2 separate regions of the Homo sapiens genome follow, and region 1 is linked to region 2. Evidence: read pairs that join two places in POLR2A ChIA-PET (ENCODE). Cell type or tissue: GM12878. All regions are shown on one strand. Links, peaks and the distances in the headings refer to the core of each region. The heading gives the core; the rest is flanking DNA. Region 1 overlaps NRF1 (nuclear respiratory factor 1). Region 2 overlaps UBE2H (ubiquitin conjugating enzyme E2 H).

Evidence for each region. Peaks named below come from ENCODE experiments on the same cell type or tissue, not always from the same donor. Only the 100,000 strongest peaks of a DNase experiment are listed, where the experiment ranks them.
Region 1: POLR2A ChIA-PET joins it to region 2 with 5 read pairs; 3 of 35 experiments call an interaction of 5 or more read pairs at or near these places.

The regions. Positions count from the first base shown.
Region 1 is chr7:129,613,763-129,616,680 of GRCh38, reverse strand. All of the region lies in intron 1 of NRF1 (nuclear respiratory factor 1), which reads right to left. Among named protein-coding and RNA genes, the nearest start is that of NRF1, 3.5 kb to the right of the region's middle. In GM12878, for the core only: no CTCF peak of the experiment used is centred there; a DNase peak (open chromatin) is centred at 1,380; H3K4me3 peaks cover 1,460 bases; H3K27ac peaks cover 1,512 bases.
Region 2 is chr7:129,849,668-129,852,585 of GRCh38, reverse strand. The region is part of intron 5 of UBE2H (ubiquitin conjugating enzyme E2 H); the gene reads left to right. Among named protein-coding and RNA genes, the nearest start is that of MIR183, 76 kb to the right of the region's middle. In GM12878, for the core only: no CTCF peak of the experiment used is centred there; no DNase peak of the experiment used is centred there.

The sequences.
Region 1 (2,918 bases), core at 136-2,635, 240 kb after region 2:
CTGCTCTTAGAGAAACAACACAGATTTGCCTCAAGAGATTACAAATGTGGTAGGCCTACCTTAACAGCAACTAGTTTTTTTTAAGAAACACGGTCGCACTGTCGCCCAGGCAGGAACACAATGGCATGATTATGCTCACTGCAACCTCAAACTCCTAAGTTCAAGTGATCCTCCTGCCTCAGCCTCCTGAATAGCTCAAACTATAGGCATATGCCACCATACCCAGCTAGTTTTTCGTTTTTTTGTTTTTTTAAATATTCTGTAAAGACAGGATGTCACTACATTGCCCAGGCTGGTCTAGAATTCCTAGCCTCAAGCAATCTTCCTGCCTTGGCCTCCCAAAGTGCTGGGATTATAGGCATGAACCACCATAACCAGCCATTGTTTTCTAATATACTAGAACATCTCTGTAAAGTTTTATTTCTAGCCCTTCTTTGGGTCATAGAAAGTTTACTTGGTATCACATAAATGTTCACATTTTAAAACATTTTAGGCCTAAAGACCACAACATGATGAAGCCTTTTGGATGTTTTGCTAACTACACTGCATTAAGTTGGGCTGAAAATACATTAGCCCAATTCTGAAGTGCACTTTTGAAAAAATAAAAAATATATATATGTGTGTGTGTATATATATATATTCTAAGGTATAAGCAATCCACTTATTTTTCTTGAGCAGTCAAAAATTCCTTTCCCAAGTTTTGTCCATATTGCACTAAAATAACTTCAAACAAAGCATTGTTGTTGCTTGAGGATTAAAAGTTTCCAATAGCTCAATATGGTTTTAATCTCCTGGAAACACCTGAAATTCATTTGTTTCACCTCCTTTTACTATTTATCTTCCAGTCTGTTTACCTTAGTAGAAAACTGATGGATAAAAGTACTAACTGAAAACCCAAGAAAGTGGGTAATCCACCCTCTAGTTAATAAGGAAGGAAATATGATACACAAGGCACAAAAATTAACATGTATCTTGAGACTCAAAAAACATTGGACTTGGTCTAAATAAAATGTTTCTAAAATAACAAGTGGATTCCTTTTTCATTGCTGTTTTACTAAGCATTCATGGAAAATTATATTTGGGTAAGCTCAGGCTGAAAACACTAGCTTTAGCTATCAAGGAAAACATGAAAGAACATAAAGAAAATGTATTTTAGTATAGAACATTTCCTGAAATGTTTTTTACAAAATCAAAGATTTGCATTTTAAGATTGATTTTCCAAATACTCTATATATACATATTAATAAGCATCACACAGTCACACACAAACATCTAAATTCAGATATCCCATTTCCTAGATGATTACTGGCCCAGAAAGGGCGCATCTAAACTCTTGAGGTTAAAGTAGACATTTGTGAAATTCAACAGCCCAGGGAGTTTCCCCTCACCCTTCAATTTTTCACAGTGGCACTGTGTGAATGAATAAGCCTGCTTCAGCATGAAGCAACAGGCTTGTCTAAAGACATCTGACAGAAGCTGAATGTATACATTAACTTCCTGTTGAGGTAGGACTGTAGACTGTTTCTAAAGACTGACAGTTCATAGTTCCTCCAGAAACCAAAAAATCAGCATGCCTTTTCAAATACTCAGGGAAAAATTTTAATTTCAGTAATTACTGTTCATTGTTATTATTCTTCAACTTTACTGAATGCCTTATTCCATACAAGAAAAGGCATAAAAATTTAATCCCAGACCACAGGAGCTTAAATTTCCCTTAAAACAAGTCACTCATTCGTGATTATTTACATAAAATGCTTCTAAAGACAACCCAGAGATTTGGTTGAACCTACAGTGTGCAGGCAATGCAAATTCAGGTATTTAAATCATGGGAAGTTGGCCTTCGGTTCCCTAACAAAATTAGACAAGTGCATAATTATCGTTTAATAAAACAAAAAACCTACAATTTGGGGTCCTAACGACATACACAGGAATTCAGAAGGAAACCTGAAATCCTTTCTCCTTTAAACCTTCTATATCTGGACAAGGGCCCTCATTATCTTCTACTTCTATAGCTCCTTCTCTTAACACAGGAGCTAAATTTCCTTGAAACATGTTATGAAGCCACTGCCAGCACGGTGGCACTTGCCTATAGTCTCAGCTACTGGGGAGGCTGAGGTGGGTGCATTCCTTGAGCCCAGGAGTTCAAGGCCAGCTTAGGCAACATAGCAAGATCCCCATCTCTAACTTAAAAAAAAAAATTATATATATGTATGTACACACACACACACACACACACAAATACATATTTTTATAAGAAAATTATTGGGCCAGGCGCATTGGCTCATGCCTGTAATCCCAGCACTTTCGGAGGCCAAGCCCAGCAGATCACCTTAGGTCAGAAGTTCGAGACCAGCCTGGCCAACACGCCAAAACCCCGTCTCTACTAAAAATACAAAAATTAGCCGGGCATGGTGGCCCACGCCTGTAATCCCAGCTACTCGGGAGGCTGAGGCCGAAGAATCGCTTGAACCCAGGAGGCAGATGTTGCAGTGAGCCGAGATCGCACCACTGCACTCCAGCCTGGGTGACAGAGTGAGACTCCGTCTAAGAAAAGAAAAAGAAAAAGAGAACTATTTCCACAAAAATTGCCGACTTGGGGATAAGAACTTTTCTTTGTTACAGGAGACTATGACCACTGACTACTAAGCAAAAAGTCATTTTCCCTCCTATATGTCGAGTTTGAGGCTGTGTGAGGAAATTAAAGGACTTCAAATAAGGATGGGCCAAAAGATTAAGTAGAGTTTTTGTTTTTGTTTTTTTAGATGAAGTCTCGCTCTTGTCCCCCGGGCTGGAGTGCAATGGCGCGATCTCCATCTCGGCTCACTGCAACTTCTGCCTCCCAGGTTCAAGCGATTCTCTTGCCTCGGCAGCCCCCGCCCCCGCCCCTCCCAGCAGCTGGGATTACTGGCGCCTGCCAC
Region 2 (2,918 bases), core at 173-2,672:
AAGTCTTCCCCTAGAGTTATCTGGGGAGTTAGTAACAGGCAAATAAAATTGACTACAACAGAAGGAATACTTCAAGGACTTTGAGATTAGGCAAGAGATACAAATTTTTTTTTTTTTTTGAGACGGAGTCTCGCTCTGTCGCCCAGGCTGGAGTGCAGTGGCACGATCTCAGTTCACTGCGAGCTCCGCCTCCCGGGTTCACGCCATTCTCCTGCCTCAGCCTCCCGAGTAGCTGGGACTACAGGCACCTAAAATTTATTTTACCAGGCATTTAGAAATTTAAAATACAAATTTAACACTTATCCCATCCCCTTTTCAGTTAGATAGTCTGTGAATCTTCCCAAATAATTCAGATTTTGGCAGAAGGTATATCTTAAAATAATGCTTTATGCTGGATTAGTGCATGCTGTTTCCTAAACATTTTAGTGTAACTACACAGATAAGAAATACATGTATGTGTCTTCATGGATGATTAATTGGCCAACTACTATTTGAACAGCTTGAGAACTTCAGTATTGATCTGTCCATGTTGAATCACAAACGTCATCCTGCCTTTGGAACAGCTGGATGTCATTATTTGTAGATAGAGGCCAAGTAGAGCAATTCTGTCCAGTACTATTGGGATAATGTCACCTGTTGTACATAATAAAGAAATGTGCTCAGTTGTGGATTTGCGCTTCAACAGTGCTTAGCTAGCTCCGTAACCAACCTTCTTTATCTGTCTGCTTGGAAATCTTCAGATGAGGTGTATGTGGCTCAGGAGTCTAACTAGTTATATACATAAAAATGGAGTCTTGCTGGCTTTGAACAACTTAGTGGACATTCATTAAAAATACCACACTCACTGGTGGTCAGCTTTAAAACCATGGGGTGGTCCAGGCTTTTTGGATCGTGGGACATGAGCCAGCCAGGGTATGGCTCTGAAAGACAGCCACAGCTATGCTCTACTTTCGTAGGGGCTCTGATTTTAGGGCTTGTTTCATTCTTGATTATATGTAAATGTAACCTTGATTTGTTTTATCTTCATTCACTTACGATTACTGAGTTATAAAGTCTTCCCAGCGTATGGACACTTGGCTTGTAATTGCAGGAAGTTACCTCTTGTTATTCTTTTCTGATATTAACAACTAAATTATTGTCTAGTAATTACAAGCTTGAATAGCGAGTTTTAGTATGACAGCAAGACTATCCAGCTAGCTAATTACACATTAACTGCCCTCATTTCTGGAAGGTTAATAACAAATCCTATTACCATGTTTTAGCTTACAAGCTCTTAAGGTAAGCAGGGTTATAAGGTTTGAACGAGGATGAATTACCTCTAAAAAACACCCAAATAGACGAGAATTGTTTTGAGATTGACAATGCAACAAGAGCAGTGTTTTTGATGAACAAGAGCTTGTTTTCTTCATTGTGATCTATGCAGTAGCACTTATTTTCTTCTGCAACTCTCTGAAGTTTAAATATGTTGGGGGGAAAGGGGCTACAATTAGGCAATGAATGGGAAATTACCTTTTAAGCGGGTTTGGAATGCTTTAAAAACAGTCTATGTCCTGTAACTACACACCTCAGTTTGGTGGCCTGGTAGCCTGGCCCTGAGCAGAATGTGGCTGGTTTTCCCAGTTTCAGCACCCTGCATCCATCTGTCCATCTATCTTTTCTCTTCTCTTTTCTCTTCTTTCTTTCTTTCTCTCTCTCTCCTTTCTCTCTCTCTGTCCCTCCCCCCATCCCCCTTCCCTCTCTCTCTCTTTCTCTCTCTCTCTCTTTCTTTTTTGAGACAGAGTCTTACTCTGTCGCCCAGGCTGGAGTGCAGTGGCGCAATCTCGGCTCACTGTAACCTCTGCCACCTGGGTTCAAGCAGTTCTCCTGCCTCAGCCTCCCAAGTAGCTGGGATTACAGGCGCCTGCCACCGCACCTGGCTAATTTTGTGGTTTTAGTAGAGATAGCATTTCACCATCTTGGCCATGCTGGTCTTGAACTCCTGACCTCATGATCCACCTGCCTCGGCCTCCCAAAGTACTGGGATTACAGGCGTGTGCCACCACGCCAGGCCAGCGCCCTGCATCTTTCATATTGCCCTTTCCCACACAGCACAGGAACACCTGTTTCTAGCTTTGAATACTTAAAAACCAAAATGCTACTACTGAGATTTAAATGTATTTATCATGTATGTTGCAAACATTCTTTGAGTGTTTGAATTCCTACTAATTGTTATTTTTTTCTTTTTTTTTGAGACAAGGTCTTGCCCTGTCACCCAGGCTGGAGTGCAGCGTGGCTCACTGCAGCCTCAACCTTCTGGGCTCAAGTGATCCTCCTGTCTCAGCCTCTCAAATAGCAGAGACTACAGGCATGCACCACCACATCAGGCTAATTTTTTATTTATACTAGAGATGGGGGTGTCACTATGTTGTCCAGGCTGGTCTCGAACCCCTGGGCTCAAGTGATCTGCCCACCTGGGCCTCCCAAAGTGCTAGGATTACAGTCATGGGCCACTGCACCCAGCCACCTTTTTTGAGAGGTGGGAGGAGGGAAGAGTTTGGTGTGTTTTTTAAGCATCCCACTTCTTTTCGGAGGTGTTTTCACCTGTTTCTGTTTTTTTATTTTGTTTTGTTTTGTTGCCTGCATGGCCCTCTTCATTAAGACTTTATCTTTTAAAGATCCCCATGGGCTAATATGAGAAGATATGTGAATCTGCTGAGCTTAGACTTTTTATATATTTTCTCCACACATGAGACCCTCTCAGTCAAGTAATTGTATGAATTCTTTAATATACCTTTTAGTATTTGGTGGCGGGTTATATTATCTTAATTGCAGCTAGTTAGCCTTCAGTAAACTAGGTGCAGCATTGTGAGCCCTGTGGCCAGTTGGGCCTGAGCCACAGCACTGCAGGAAGTCTGGTGGGTTGCTTCAGCTCTCCACCT